Linked DNA regions of Mus musculus: region 2 is linked to region 1. Evidence: chromatin loops called from intact Hi-C (ENCODE). Cell type or tissue: heart. All regions are shown on one strand.

What was found. A loop is a pair of places that touch in the nucleus more often than their neighbours do. Peaks named below come from ENCODE experiments on the same cell type or tissue, not always from the same donor. Only the 100,000 strongest peaks of a DNase experiment are listed, where the experiment ranks them.
Region 2: a loop joins it to region 1, with 7 times the contacts of the local background. A loop is called at or near these places in 6 of 42 quality-filtered maps.

The regions. Positions count from the first base shown.
Region 1 is chr19:15,977,401-15,985,400 of GRCm38, reverse strand. It overlaps Cep78 (centrosomal protein 78), which reads left to right and starts at 412. Exons shown (of 15, transcript NM_198019.2): 1 at 412-788; 2 at 3,601-3,773; 3 at 3,864-3,936; 4 at 4,206-4,309; 5 at 6,446-6,620. The coding sequence starts at 521. It overlaps C130060C02Rik (RIKEN cDNA C130060C02 gene), which reads right to left and starts at 326. Exons shown (of 3, transcript NR_045355.1): 1 at 109-326. In heart, CTCF peaks have their summits at 320 and 3,325 (motif pointing right); a DNase peak (open chromatin) is centred at 380; H3K4me3 peaks cover 1,360 bases; H3K27ac peaks cover 1,101 bases.
Region 2 is chr19:15,921,012-15,929,011 of GRCm38, reverse strand. Psat1 (phosphoserine aminotransferase 1) reads left to right here and starts at 3,953. Exons shown (of 9, transcript NM_177420.2): 1 at 3,953-4,148. The coding sequence starts at 4,089. In heart, CTCF peaks have their summits at 4,359 and 5,278; DNase peaks (open chromatin) are centred at 3,161, 3,961, 4,761 and 5,401; H3K4me3 peaks cover 2,836 bases; H3K27ac peaks cover 2,069 bases.

The DNA of each region.
Region 1 (8,000 bases):
AAACAACACATAGAGAGATAGAGAGGGAGAGAAATATCCACCATCAATGGAGGATACTAAGCTAAACTCTAGCTTTGCCTAACCCAAAGAAGAGAGGAAGGAAGCCACCTGGTTTGCATACGTGTTGGGAAATTCTTCTTGTGACTTCTCTCGGTGAGGAAGCATAAACAGTTGAGCGCTTCTAACAGTCTTCTCGAGGCTAAACCCGCTTCTCAGTTCTCAGGTCAAGCCCGGTTCTCAGGTCGTCACTCCATTGCACCTCACTTTTGGTACCCAGAGGCGCGCTCACTGCAGAGCATCTACTCGCCTCCAGCTGATGGCGCGTTGGACGTAGCGAGCCCGGGTGGGCGTGGCCCGCGCTCTGACGCACAGCGAGCGCGCCGACGCATGCGCACGTCGCCCGCGGGAGCTCGCCGGTGACTAGAACGGCGGCGGCGGCTCCCAGAGCGGGCGCTAACCGCCCGAGGCGTGGCGGGAGGCGGCGCGGGGCGGCTGGTGGAGGTCCCCGGGGTTGCCGGTCATGATCGACTCGGTGAAGCTCCGGCGCGACTGCGCGGCCGACTTCTTCTCGCACTACGAGTACCTGTGCGCGCTGCAGGACTCCGTGCCGCTGCCCGCCGTGCGCGCCTGCCTGCGGGACGGCGTGCTGGACTTCAATGCCGACCGGCTGCGCGCGGTGGACTGGGCACCGCTGCTCAGCACGCTCAGGGTGAACCGCGACCTGCCGCTGGTGGCCATCAAGAGCTCCTTCCAGCCGTGGCTCGGGGAAACAGTTCTGCGGTCCGGAGGTGCGAGGGTTTGGTCGGAGAAGTGGGAGCCCGGTGCAGGATCAGCCTGCGAAGCGGCCTCCACCTAGCCACAAAGGAGTTTTTGCCGCCGCCTCCCTTGCAGGTTGCCGCCTCGGTCCGTTGTCTGGAGTAGTCAAGCTAGGGAGTAGAACTCGACACTGCCCCTTATTACAGCGAGGATGACCAACTCTGCACCCCGAGGGGAATATGCGTGATAATTTAGCAAATGGTCCCTGCCCTCTCTTCTTTTAGGGGTTTAAATGTACAATCTCCCTTCATTCGTAATTGCAAGTTTAATACAGAAAAGGAGAAGGTTAAAGATGGAAAGAAAAAAATGTATAACAAAAAAATAATCAGGGACGTCTTTTTTGATTTTTAGAAAAATATTTGAGGGTTTTGCCTTCGCGTGTGTATGTGCACTATGTGTGTGCAGTGCCTGCGGAGTACAGAAAAGGGGGTAAGAGGTCGGAGTCCATATGTGAACCACCATATGGATGCTGGGAACCGAACTCGCATCCTTTGCAAGAGCAGCAAGTATGTCCAACCATTGAGCCATCTCTCCAGCCCAAGGGACTATTATTATTTGTTTCTTTTATTTATTTATTTATTTATTTATTTATTTATTTATTTATTTATTTATTTATTTATTTGAGAGACAGGGTTTCTCTGTGTAGCCCTGGCTATCTTGGAACTCACTCTGTAGACCAGGCTGGCCTTGAACTCAGAGTCTGGCCTGCCTCTGCCTCTCGAGTGCTGGGATTGAAGGCGTGCGCCACCACTGCCCGACTGGAACTATTATTTTTGACGAACCCGTTGTAAAACAGTTGACTCTGGTTATTTGCAGATAACGTATTTACAAGTTCCTTTCATTTGAATTTTTGTAACTCCCAGCCAAGTCTTTGTGGTGCTTCTATGGTCATTCATGAACACCCGCCCAGAAGCCAAAAAAAAAAAATTACCATCCAATATATATGTTCCTTACTGATTTGCATATTTGTGTGTTTGTGTATCTTAGTATTGGCGTATGTGCACACTCAGAAACAAGAAAGGGGTGTTGGGTGTCCTTTGATGGCTCTTCACCCATTTTTTAAATTTATTTTTTATTTTATTTTATTTATTTATTTTTTGAGAGAGACAGGGTCTGTTTTCTTAGTTTGGCTGGAAGCCAATAAGCCCCAACTGCTCTCTTGACTCCGCCCCTTCCATGCTGGAGTTAGAAGTCCTGCTCCTGACGCCTGGTTTATGTGGGTTCTGGGATCACGGAACTCCAGTGCAGCAAATGCCCTTAACTACTGGGCCATCCTTCCAGCTGATTTTTCACACTCCGTTTTATTTTTAGATTTGCAAATAGTTGTTTGTGTGTTTATATGTATGTGGCATGTGTGTGCACACACGTGTACGTGGCATGTGTACACATACACACGTTGTGTGCATAGAGTCTAGAGGTTGGCCCTGAATGTCTTTCAGCTTTCCCATTTGTTTACTCAGGCAGGTTCTTCTCCCCTTCCTGCCCCGCCCCCCCCCCCAGGGGACTCACTGATTCCTTTGTCTGGCTAGCTAGTTTGCCCTAGGGATCATCTTTTGTTCCTTCACAGATTACATATAGGCTTTTACTTTGCTGGCCATCCAAGTTTGGGTCCTCAACATTTTTTCCTGCAAGTACCTTTATCAGTCTGGTCATCTCAGTTCCTAATTTCCTTCTCTATCTCTTTCTCTTTCCTCCTTTCTTCCTTCTTTCCTTTCTCTCCCCCCCCCCCACCCCTTTGCTTTTTTATTTTTAAGAGTGGTATCATGTAAGGAAAACCTGTGTTGTAGGCAACCTAAGGCCAGAGTTTCATATTTTAAATTTAAATTCTCACACATATAAAATCCATTGAAACAAGCCTGTTGTGGATTCTTTGGTTAAAGCGTGTTGTGTGTGCTAAGTGTCTGCAAGTTACTATTGGAAAGGGAAGGTGTGATGAGCTAGATTTGCTAGGGGCAGATTTGAAAGTCTGGCCCTTGACTGCCATAGTAATGGCCCAGATTTAAGGAACGATGAAAGAAGATGACTTAGAGTCAAGGCAGGCCTACCTGATCATGCTAGTATTTTATGTCTAGCATAAGGCATTCTTTGCAATATTTCCATGTCTCATATCCAGTGGGTATAGGCTGTGGGTGTTAGCCTCCTAGACACGACTTGTTTCTCTCTCTCAGCTGTTTTGACTGTACTATTGAAGAAGCTCCTGGCTGGCTTTGCTGTCTTGAACTCAGTTTCCCTCTGTGTAGATGGTCTCACTTAGCACAGAACCAGCACCTACTAACTGCAGTTTGTGCCTCCTTTACACTCTCGCCAGACCTGCTGGAAGGGGTGCTTTTCCTAACCTGTGTGGTTTAGGTGCCTCTCTGGTCATCCCTTTGTCTAATTGGTAATTGGTCCAACATTGAGGCAAGTTTTTCTAAGCATCATTATTGGTAGCTTTGGTCCTCATCACATGTGTTATAAAAGCCAACTCTAGTGGACTTGGTTCAGCCTCTTTTCACACCTGCAGCATTTATACTGTCCAGCAGGTGTCAGGCTTGGACCCCTTTGTACACACAGTCTACTCCTTTCTCTTATGTGTAAATTGAGGGCTTTCTTGAAGCCAGGCCGTAGGTGCAACTTCTCTGACTCCGTAAGAAAAAACACCGTGCGTGGTTTGTGTTTCTATATCTCTTGTGGCTGTGAAATTTGTCTTTAAGGACATGGTTCATTTCTGTGCCTTGGCATACTAAAATTGTACGATTGACATTACCGATTTTACTGATCACTGACTTACTGAATTTATTTTAGGTGCTGATACACACCGAATTTGTAGGAATCGAGTTCCTGCAGTGAGATCCAAAGACATAAGCTTCCAGTTATGTAAGGCTCTTAGAGGCTGCTTAAGTGTATCAGGGGTGCTAAGAAATCTGGAGCTAAATGGGCTGATTCTGAGAGAGAGAGATTTGACTAGTCTAACAAAGGTAAGCCTTGTTGTCCATGTCACCTGCAACATTTGAAAGCTGGTTTTGGTGGGGAAATACTCAATACATATTTTACTTTTTTCTATTAAGGGACTGAGTAAATCAACCTCTTTGGTGCACTTGTCTCTTGCAAATTGTCCAATTGGAGATGGAGGTTTAGAAAGTGAGTCAAGTCATTTAACACTTGTCCTGGGAGGGTGGTCTCATGTTTGTCTGTGTGCTGATAACTCTGTCTTTGGGGGCTGCTGCTTCCACCTGAGCTGCCTCCTTCCTGTGCCTGCTCAGATGCTAACCCATCTGTTAGTGGCTGGAGGGTGGTGGAAAGTGACTTTAGGGATACACCTTAAACTGGCATAGCTTGAAGACTGCGAGGAAACCGAGACTGACCACATTGGCAGGCACGTGGTCTTACTGTGTGTCTTTTTCTTTCAGTTATTTGTCAAGGTATAAAGAACTCTGTCACTCTCAAGACCGTCAACTTTACAGGGTGTAATCTGACATGGCAAGGAGCCTGTCATATGGCCAAGATCTTAAAGGTGACCTTTGAATGACAAATGTGATTAAAGCACATTAATACTTTGGTGTGGGGTTGCAGTAATGTTTGTCTTACCAGTGCATAGACTGCAATTTTAGTTTCATTGCATGCTATAACCATTGTCTAGCTTGGGATTCTGACCCTTAAAGATACACATTTAATCTTAAAAATAAAGACTTTAAAGTATCATACTTCATGAATACTTGTTATTTTAGTTGTTGAAAACATTGCAGCACCAGAAGAAACTACTATTACAGTCTCCAATTATTTATAAACTAATAAAAACAGTTCATACAGTTTTTATAGTTGCAGTAACTACTACATTAGGACTAAAGTTACTTAACCGTTTGACACGAGCCTTTTTGGAGGTTTTTGTTGTTTGTTTGTTTGTTTGTTTGGGGTTAGTGGGGTTGAGACAGGATATGGCTTTGTGGTCCAGTCTGTGATCAGACTCATTGTGCTGTCATGCTTGCATGCCAGGAATCTGCTTTGGTCTTTTTCCTCCAGCCTCCCAAGTGATTAAAGGTGTACGTCACCTTGGCTGCCTTGATTTTGTAGTTTGATGGCACAGATCAAAGATAGAACTCAGGGCTATGGACCAAATGTAGCCCATTACATGATTTTTGCAACTAAGGGTGCTGAAGAGCACAGCCTGCCCAGCTGTGTGCATGGTAACTGGCTGCCTTACATCAGGAGAGTTGAGTAGCTGGCGAAGGAAACTGACCCATGGAGCTGAAAATGTTTATTTTTGGACCTTTACAGAGTAAACCTCTGACCCTTGTGATAAATAATGGTTAAGAACGTGGATTCAGTTTTCTGGTATGGTGATTAGATTTTGTGAGGTTTTCATTGTTGTTGGGGTGTGTGTGTGTTGGGGGGTTCCTGCTGGGGACTGAACTAAAGCCAACACTTTGGGCAAGTGCTCTACCACTGGGCTATAGCCTACCTGTGCTTTTGGCTTTTTCTTTTGAGACTAGTTCTCTCTGAGTTGCCTAGGCTGCCCATGAACACTCTGAAGCCCTGATAGACACTGGACTTAGCATGCTATGATAGGCCTTACCACTGGCCTAGCTAAGTGTATGGGTGTGGCTTTGCGTTTAGCCCTCACCCATCTACTATCTGCGACCATAGGCAAGTTGCTTCACCTCTGTAAAATCCCTGTTCACTCTGAGGCTCTGCGCTGCCTTCCCTAGGACAGCCTTGTGCAGTGTTTATTGCTTGTTGCTTTGCTGTAGTCATTCTTAGAAAAGTGGCATCAACATTACTCATGGTGCCATTTCATAGCTGCTTGGCTCTTTTCATGTTCAAGTGGGAAGGCTTTTTTTCCTTGTAGTGTCTGGGTGAGCAAAGTTTACCTGGTGAATACAGAGAATTGGTTACAGTCTTAAAGGCTACAACTGTGATTAAAAAATCAAATAGTTTTTACTTAAGGCATGTCAGATTCTTTTTGCTTATTCTAGGATACTAAAGATGGTAGGTATGTAAGACTAAGAAGTATATGTGAGCCATTATTTTAAAAGATGATGTTACAGCCTCTGAATGTATCTTTTTATCATCTAAAAGTTGTACTTGTTGGCCTGACTATTCAGTAGTAGAGCACTTTGCTTAGCATGCCCATGGCTCTGGCTATTGAGGAACAACCTCAACATCCCGCAAACACATGCAAACACGCACACGCATGCATGCGCGCGTGCACACACACACACACACACACACACACACACACACACACACATACACACACATACACATACACACACACAGATTCTGTTATTTTGGTATACATAAAACACACAAAGTATTTATTCAGCTTTATATAGCTTTTTAGTAACCATGATACATGCTAAATATTTAAATTGTAATGGAGATCATTACAGGATAGAGTTTAGAACTGTAGTAATGTTAAACCAGTCCTTTAATGTGACAGAAAGGAAAATAAATGTTCTTAAACTTCAGTAAATTGTCTTTTTACATAACTGTTGGGCTGCTGTCACCTGTGACGGTTCATACAATCAAGCCCTGTGGTGAGATTCTGAGGGCAGATTGTGGCCAAATTTGTACTTGGGGGGTGTGGTATATAATCAGCCATGCCCAGTTTCCTTCTCCGGTGTCTGATTCCATGCTGTTATTTTTGAAGTATCAAACCATGAGAAGGCATGAAGAAACCTGGGCGGAGAGCCTCCGCTACAGGAGACCCGATCTGGACTGCATGGCTGGCTTACGGCGCATCACACTGAACTGCAACACACTCATTGGTGACCAGGGTGCAAGTGCCTTTGCAGACTCTCTTAGTGAGGACCTGTGGCTTCGAGGTAAGTTCAATGAGCTCTGGAAATTGGAAACTGTAGCAGCTTTTACTGTACTTTTATCCTGAAGTCACATATATTCTCCAGAGAAAACAATGTTACCAGTAATCAAAACATCCAGAAGTTTCTACTGTTCATTTTGGCAGATTTTCAGCCTTTAAAAAGTAGATTTGTCTGTATACTTAGAGCTTATAGTCACTAGTTTTATTTACAGGTGTGTGTGTGTGTGAAATGTAGTACTTAGTTTTCCTGAGCTCAGCAGTGCAGGCCTTATCTAGAGTATAGGTATTCTGGGGTGCTAGTCTTAGTACCAGATTTGTTGTTGTTGTTGTTTTTTAACTGTATGCACATTTTAAATCATTTTCATATATGATCTTGACTTAATTAAATAAATCAACAACCATACTTTATTACTATTTTAATATACATGCTATAAAATGTATATAATTATATATATATATATATATATAAAATTAGTTATATGTTGTTGTTTTGTTGTTGTTGTTGTATTCTAGACAGAGTCTGACTAGGTATCCCTGGATAGTTTGGAAATTGTTGTGTAGACCAGGCTAGTCTTCCCCCACCCCCACCCCCACAAGACAGGTTTCTCTGTGTAGCCTTGGCTGTCCTGGAACTCACTCTGTAGACCAGGCTGACCTCGAACTAAGAAATTCGCCTGCCTCTGCCTCCCAAATGCTGGGATTAAAGGCGTAGGCCATCACAGCCCAGCCAAGACCAGGCTAGTCTTGAACTCACAGAACTTGCCTCTGCCTTCTGAGTGCTAGAATAAAAGACGTACTCTAGCTAACCTTATTACTGTTTTAATTTTAAGATTTTAAAGACAAACATTTGTTTATTTATTTTGGGTGTGGGTGTGGTTCTGAGTTTGTGTGCCACGTACACACATAGAAGGCAGATGACAACTTGCAAAATTTGGTTCCCTCCTTCCACCACGTAGGTATCAAGGATGAAACTAGAGTGGTCTGGCTTGGCAGCAAATCCCTTTCCTTGCTGAGCCATCTTGCTGCCCTGGGTTCCATTGCCACAGTTGGTGGTCATTTGATGTTCTAGTGAAATTGAGGACTACTGCCAGCTTAGTTGGTTGGTTGTGTCCTTCGTGTCGAGAGGTGTCTTAGTGTAGGCTGTTATAGAGTGCTACAGCCTGGTGGCTTACATAGCAGACACTTATTTCTCCGACTTCTGGGACCTGGAAAGCCCAGGGTTGGGCGCTGACAGCTCAGGTTTAGAGGCAGCTCTCTTCCTGCTTGTGTAAGGCTGCCCTTTTTCCGTTTTGTTAGCCTGGTCTGCGCTCTGCTGCTGTGATAGAAAACTTACTGTCTTAGTCACTGAAGAGACACCATGACCAAGGGCACTCTGACAAAAGAA
Region 2 (8,000 bases), 56 kb after region 1:
AGGTTTCCTGGGACAGAGGGCAGAATGAATGTGTAGTCATTTTCTCCTGTCAGTGGGTAGGGAGAAGAGCCCAGCACTGTGCCAGTAGCCTGAAGAATCCCTTCTCCTTAGTGACCTCTGCTCAGATAAAGCCAGATCATTGACTCTGCCGCAGAAAACAATTTCAGGACAAGTCAGAGCGAAGCAGTTAGTGAGTTTATTAAATATCTAGACAGAGAGACCATTTGAGAAGGATAACGTCCACTGAAGACAGGGATGTGGGCTTCCAAATAGATAGTCACACAGCTGTCTTTGCAGTGGCTGAATGTAGGATTCCATGGCTTTAAACTACGTTGTTCACAGGCTGTAAATTCCAGTAGTTTAAAGGTTCAGCAAAGCTTAGAACTTTTGGTAAAAATTAAAGAAATGAACGGGCTAGTTTAGTTACTTCTCTTAAAGAATTTCCTTTGATAATGGAACTGTAAGGTGGTTTTATGAGGTTTATGGTTGCTGAGATTTAGGGATGAGAACTCACAGACATGCTGTTTTTACACATTTATGTACTTAATTTTGCAGGGAGGTGCATATGAGACATGGGTCAGGTCATCAGGCTTGGTGGCAAGCACCTTTACCCACTGAGTTATCTTTCTGGCCCTACTGACAAGCAAGCTGCCTCTAAGCAAGCTGGTGCTGAGAACTGGACCCAGGGCTTCATGAATACCAAGCAAGAGTTCTATCATTGAACTATATTTTTAACCCTAGCTGGTTGTTTTTAATATCCTTATTTGGGAAGTGTTTGGGAAAACACACATCATCTCTGTTGACAATTTTGGCCTTGTCAGCTGTGATGGATTATTTTTACAACTTTTATTATTTTTATTTTATGCATATGGGTGTTTTGTTTGCCCTGAAGTCAGAGGTGGGTGTCAAGTCTCCTGGGACTGGAATTAGAGATGGTTCTGAACTGCCATGTAGTGGGTCCTGGGAATTAAATTCGGGTCTTTGGAAGAGCAGACAGTTCTCCAGTTCTCTTAACCACTGACTCGGCTCTCCAGCTCTATATTCAGTTTCTTGATCCTCATTAAGCAAACCGCATGCAGTGTGGGAAACTTGATTTTCTTCCCTGTCCTTCTATCCTGCCTCATCCCCATTCACTCTCTGGGACTGGACTTGGGTTTAGAGCTCAGAGAAAGCAAACACTGTTCTAGTAGATTAACTCACACACACTCTCTCTCTCTGATTGTTTAAAACCACTATATTACATAAAACAGTGGGTATTGTTGAATCTATTTATCTGGTTTAAGGCCTGGGAATGAAACTGTTCATTTATGCAATTTTCTTTTCCTCTTTTCAAAATTCTTTTCTTTTCTTGTTTTTATTGTTGTTTAAGATTTATTTGTTTTATGTATGTGAGTAAACTGTCACTCTCTTCAGACACATCAGAAGAGGACATCAGATCCCAGCACAGATGGTTGTGAGCTACCATGTGATTGCTGGGAATTGAACTCAGGACCTTGGAAGAGCAGTCAGTGCTCTTAACCACTGAGCCATCTCTCCAGCCCTTCTTTTCTTGTTTTTAAAGACCAAGTTGTTGCAGGATATTGGATCTCACTGTGAACCCCGGAGTTTGTATTATTTACTGAAATAACTTGTTTCCAGTGTGGTGTGGTTCATCCCTTAGTATACACTTTTAATCCCAAAACAAGGAAGGGAGTAAAGTTAAAACTAAAAGTTAGCAAACCAAAAAGTAAAGTAAAATTAAAACTAAAAGCTGGTTTATAGAAGGAAGCAGCCATGTTTGAAAGTGCTGAGTGGCAGACAAAGTGATGAATCAGAGAAAGATTTGACAGAGGAGAATATGTTCAACTCTTTTTTTTTTTTTTTTTTTTTTTTTTTTTGGTTTTTCGAGACAGGGTTTCTCTTTATAGCTCTGGCTGTCCTGGAGCTCACTTTGTGGACCAGGCTGGCCTTGAACTCAGAAATCCGCCTGCCTCTGCCTCCCGAGTGCTGGGATTAAAGGCGTGCGCCACCACGCCCGGCTCCATATGTTCAACTCTTACAAGGAGAGGAAAGAAAGCTACTAAAGAGAGCAGAGAGGAGAGGAGAGGAGAGGAGAGGAGAGGAGAGGAGAGGAGAGGAGAGGAGAGGAGAGGAGAGGAGAGGAGAGGAGAGGAGAGGGACTGGGAGGGAGAGAGAAAGGAGGCAGTCTTATTGGGACAGTTGTACAGTGACAGGTTGAAGAGAAAACAAGCTAGATACAGGTAAAGACAGAACAAGCCAGGGAACGAGGAGCCAGGAGATTAGAGTAGGTTGCCAAGTTAGTATGAGGCCAAGCAGAGAATTTCAGGAGAGCTTGAGAAAGAAACAAGATAGAATCACCTGGCTTGAAGAGGAGTTTTGAGCCAGAACAGCGGAGTTGAACCAGCCAACAAGAATTTGGAAAGAGCCAGAAAATGTGAGCGTATTGAGCAGTAAATCTCAGAGGCTGAAAATTTTATGGGTCTAGATTAGATTATACAGAGGCCAGAAGCTTCCAGGACTAGGCCTAAGTTAAGCTCCAGACAACAGTTAAATCAGGTGAATAAAGTTTACCAAGTTCCTTTGTATAGTCCTGGCTGTCCTGGAATTTGCTCTGTAGATCAGGCTGGCCTTGAACTTAAGGCTTACCTCTACTTCTACCTCCCCAGTAAGACACCGCCTATCTCCAGCTATGTAAGTTTTTAAACTAAGGTGCTGAAGAAGGCCGTGGACCTGGCTTTATTCGGCCTTTTCTAACAATTTTGCTCTACTACTCCCAGACTCAAAGCAGTGTTTCTGTTCACAGCCACACCCCTTCTACAGGTTATGGGAAACAAACAAGAGCCCAAATGCTCAAAGGCTGAATTGCACGCCTGTCAAACTGAGGCCACAGATGCGGAGATCAGCATTAACGCTCAGTAGGCACGGTGCCTATTCCTGCCATCCATTGTACAAAAGAACTTGGGAAAATGTTTTCATAGTAAAGGAATCTGGGTGAAACTGCAAAGTAGAGGGAAAAATGCTTTTAAAATGTTCTGGACTTCAAAAGAACTACCCTAGCATAGAAGGGGCCTTCTTGTTCCAGAATCTCAAGCGAGCCTCCAGCACAACTCCTTTGAAAAGGGAACTTGTGTGGAAAAGTTTGAACAGATGTGGCACTGTGCCCAGCTCGGCTCAGGGCCACATTCCTCCGGCCCTGACTATATTGTGCTCCCGTTAATACCTCCTCACAACTTGAGGACCTCCTGCACAAGAGCCAACATTCAGGTTCCTGCTCCTCAGTTCATGAAAGAGATAATGAGAGAACAGAGACTCAGCGACTTGAAAGAGGCTGTCCGCGATGAGGGTGGGGGTGGCGGTAGGGGTGGGGTGGGGCTGCCCCCAAAGTTCGTAGCCACCCGTGGGGCAGTGAGCTAGAGCGCAAGTGCAAATACAAAGGCTTCGTATGTGATTTTTGAGACAGGGACCCTCCACGTAGTGTGGCTGGCCTCCACGTAGCTATCCTCCTGATTTACCCTGCTGGGATTATCAGGTGCACCAGGTCACAATCCTATGACCGCACTCTTCAACCATTTCTACACGCTGCACCTCCTTCTTTGAGTGTCCTGTCTCTACGTCGGAGTGTCTGTGAGGGTCTTAGGAAAGTCCGGTGAACAGTGGGGACTGGCTCTGGGACAAATGCAGCATAGCCCAGCTCAGCTGGAGGTGGGCCAGGAGCAATGGGTTTGCGCGCCACCTCGAAGTTGTTCAGAGGCCAGGGCAGGGGACTCTGCGCCCAGAGGTGCGCGAAGGCAGAAGGCACCTCGCCACGCGGGTGGCTGGTGCAATCCCCTGCTCTCTTGCGTTGACCGCTAAAGCCGATTGAAATTCTAAACTCCAGGAGGAGTTGATTGATCGTAGACTCCGATAGTGAGCGTGGCCAATAGGGAGGGGAGCTTCTGAGCGAGAGCCAATCAGTGAGCGGCCTGAGACAGCGAACCAATGGAGCGCCGACTCAGCAGGCTGAAGCCCGCTCTGCCTTTGCATCCGGAGACGCGGGCTGTTCGCGTGGTCTCTGCTCCTGCCACTTCCCCTGCTGTCGCCTTAGCACCATGGAAGCCACCAAGCAAGTGGTTAACTTTGGGCCCGGGCCTGCCAAGCTGCCACACTCGGTAAGGTGGCTGGGGTTTGGTCGGAGTGCGGGCATCGGGATGTGGGGCGTCGGGATGCGGGTGTTGAGATACAGACAGCGGTGAGCAGGGATGCCGCCGTGGAGAGATAGTTGCTGAGGCCGAAATGCGCTCCTGTGCACAGACGCGGGCGTTCACTTCCAGCCGGCCTCCTGGTGGCGTGGCCTCTGCGGCTCCCGCGTGCACAGGCGAGCGTAGGAGTGTGAATGAATGGGCGGTCGGGGCGGCACGTTTCCTTCCGGGGAGCGCAGGCTAAGCTCCGGGCGCTGGGAGCATAGTCCTCAGAACTCGGAAATTGAAAGCTGCCGGCTTCTCCCTCTTCGCCTCCACCGAACCCACCCAGCCCTTAAGCCTTTCTCCTGGAAACCTGCCTGTCTCCTCAGACTCTGAAAGGCTTTGGTCTGTTTGGCCAAGTTCCATTCACTTGATCGGTGTGTCATCCCGTCCCATCCTGCACGGGTTCCTCCCGCACCCCAGCTGTGCGGAATGAGATGCCTCTCGTGGCCGGGAGCCCATGGACCAGCTGTCCAAGCTGCTATCTGGTAACCGCTTGCCACAGCTCGCAGGCATGGCCAAGAATTGTACAATTATCTTTTGTTGAACCCTGGCGATCTCCCCGGGACACCACGGTCTCTGTTGGGGTAGAAACAGGATAGTGTGAGAGAGGGAAAGACGCCTTTCTTTTGTAGGGACAGCGACACAAGCTGAGAACAGGGCTTTTTCTGCAGCCATTGCAGTTCATCTTACATGACGGTCTTTGGTAGAACTGTGGGACCTTCTGGGAGATCTCCCCCACCCCCATCCCTCTCTGTTTTGGAAAGCTCTGGGTTTTTTGTTTGTTTGTTTGTTTGTTTGTTTTGTTTTGTTTTTGCCAGGTTAGGTAAGGCAGTGTCTCTCAGTACAGGCTAGCCTAGAATTTACTTTGTACCGCACGCTGGTTTTGAACTATTCCTGCCTCCACCTCCCAAGAGAGCAGTGTCTTACTTAGGGTTACTATTGCTGTGATGAAACACTGTGGCCAAAAGCAACTAGTGGAAGGAAGGGTTTATTTCACTCACAGTTCCCTATAACAGTTCATTATCAAAAGCAATGAGGACAGGGACCTGGAGGCAGGAGCTGACGCAGAGGCCATGGAGGGGCGCTGCTTTCTGGCCTGCTCTCCGTGGCTTTCTCAGTCTTTATAGCACTCAGGATCACCAGCCCGGGGGTGGCACCGCCCACAGTGTCAAGTTGACAAAAATAGTCAGCATGTAGGAATTACAGGCATGTGCGATTAACTTCAATGTAGTAAGCCTTCTTGATTTAGTTTCGAAGCTTTCAAAATTCATGTATGGGTGTGTCTGTGTGTGGGTGTGTGTACGCGCATGGGTCAAGTGCCTGAGGAAGTGACTTAGAGGTGGTTGTGAGCTAGCTGATGTGGGCTCTGGAGCTCCAACTGCAACTCCTGGAAGAGCAGTCTGTGCTTGTCCCAGCTGAGCCATCTCTTCCATGACTTCTCCGGCCATCATTTAAAGGAAGGCACTTGGAAAAATTCACTGCTGGAGTAAACCTCTTGTAAATCTTAAGCTCCAGGGTATCGGAGGTCTTCTGGCTTCAGAGGGTAGATGTACAAATAAATGAATACTAAGATAAATTAAAAAAAAGACTGAAAATAAGTTCAAAGATGGTTTCAGATAGTAGGGGGACGGGATCTGGTAGAGCTCCTGCTTGCTGTTTGCTGAGGCAGGTCCTGTTTAATCCTGTTGAACGCACAAAACCCAAGACTCTGTCCCAGGTGCTTCTTTTAATAGGGATGTGTTCACTGAAATTTAACTTGAATGTTTTTGATTTATATATATGTGTGTGTGTGTGTGTATCATACTCCTACATATATAAAAAACTAAGATTCTGTTTTTGTTGCAGGTGTTTCTTTTAGAATATGAATGTATAAACTAAAATTTACTCAAATTGTATATATATACACACACACTATATATATATATACACATACATATTGAGATAAACATATATTACACACACACATGGCCAGTGCAGTTTCAACATAAAATTTAATGATATCTTGTTCTCTCTTTCTCTCTACCTCTCTCTCTTTTTAAGCTAGATTAGCAGGATAGGATTTGTACCCTTGTCAGTCTTCTACAGGTTTAAGTTACCGAACTCCTATCTACGACAGTTCTTAAATGGTATCTCTTCTTGTTTGTTTGAGATAAGGTCTCATTATATAACCCTGGCTGACCTGTTACTAATTATTTAGACCAAGCTACCTTCAAACTCAGATATCTGCTTACTTCTGCTTCCCAAGTGCTGGGATAAAGGCTCCTGTCAGCACACTGGGCCTTAACTAGTGTCTCGATGGCATCTACCAATTAGATTCTTTCTCACAGCGAGCGTCTCACAGTGTCTTTTGCACTTGGTGTTTAATTTTAGAGCATTTATTTATTTTTCTGTCTTTGTTTTGAGACAGGGTCTCTTTACAGCACTCTGGCTGTCCTAGAACTCTCATAGACCAGGCTGGCCTTGAACTCACAGAGATCCATCTGCGTCTGTCCTCTGAGTGCTGGGCCTAAAGGCATGCACCCCCACACCCGGCCTGAACCTTTCTTTATTATGGATATCTTTTATTTACCCGCCAGGATCCATTTCTTGTCTAAGCTACATTCAACATAATTGACATTCTTATTTAGGCATACTGAGCCCCCCCCCTTGTAGTTATAATAGTTTTTTCTTTTTTTAATTTCCTGGTTTAGATAAGGAGAACCTATGTCATATGTTCTATTTCTCTCTCCACCCTTCCTTCTACTTCTGACTCCTTCCTTTCCTTGGTCTCTCCTGATTTCCTTTCTTTTGGTGTTGGGGATTGAACCAAGGGTCCCCAGTGTGCCCAACACATTTTATACCACTGAGCTACATCTCTAGCTTCCGGTTTCCATTGCACTATAGGGGAATTGATACTGCTTATTTGATTTAGTAAGAGAAATTTATGTGAGTAATTGGTTTCCCAATTAATGTCACATCGGTAAGTCCCCATGGCCCTTCAAAGGCTGCCTTATCAGAATGGAATAATCGTATGCAAAGTCAAGATGCAGCCCACAGCTGAATGAAAACCTTTCTTTCAGTCTGGGTTGAATACATTTTCTCTTTCCTCCACCTCCCCCCTCCCCCCCCAGCTTGCTGCAGATGAAACCCAGGGCTTCCTATGTGCTAAGCAACTGCTCTATATCTATCTATCTATCTATCTATCTATCTATATATATATATATTTTTTTTTTTTTGGTTTTTAGAGACAGAGTTTCTCTGTGTAGTCCTGGCTGACCTGGAACTCACTTTGTAGACCAGGCTGGCCTCGAACTCAGAAATCCGCCTGCCTCTGCCTCCCGAGTGCTGGGATTAAAGGCGTGCGCCACCACGCCCGGCTCTATCTATCTATATTTATCAATACTATCTATCATATAGTATAGCTTCGGCTCCTGAGTTTATTTTAATTCACGGCAGGTTCTTGCCATTGCCACCTATCAATATTCTTAGTGCTCCCCTCCCAAATGTCCTGCCTGTATGATTTGGACATAACATAGCCTTTGTTCTTGTTGGTCTCTAAACTGAGAACTTTATATGTTTAGTAAGTGAGCTTTAAGAGAGAGGTGAATGAGGTTTCTAGGAAATTGGTAAATTTATGTTTTTGAAAAAATACCTCGAATCAATCATGTTGCGTAGTTTCAGGCTCAGCTTGTGTAAGTTGTACTTGTGAGGCTGGGGGTGGTGGGGCTTGGCTCCTCCCAGGCCTCAGCCGTCTCTGCCGTCCAGGCATGTGTGCAGAGCTTGCTGACTGACATCTTC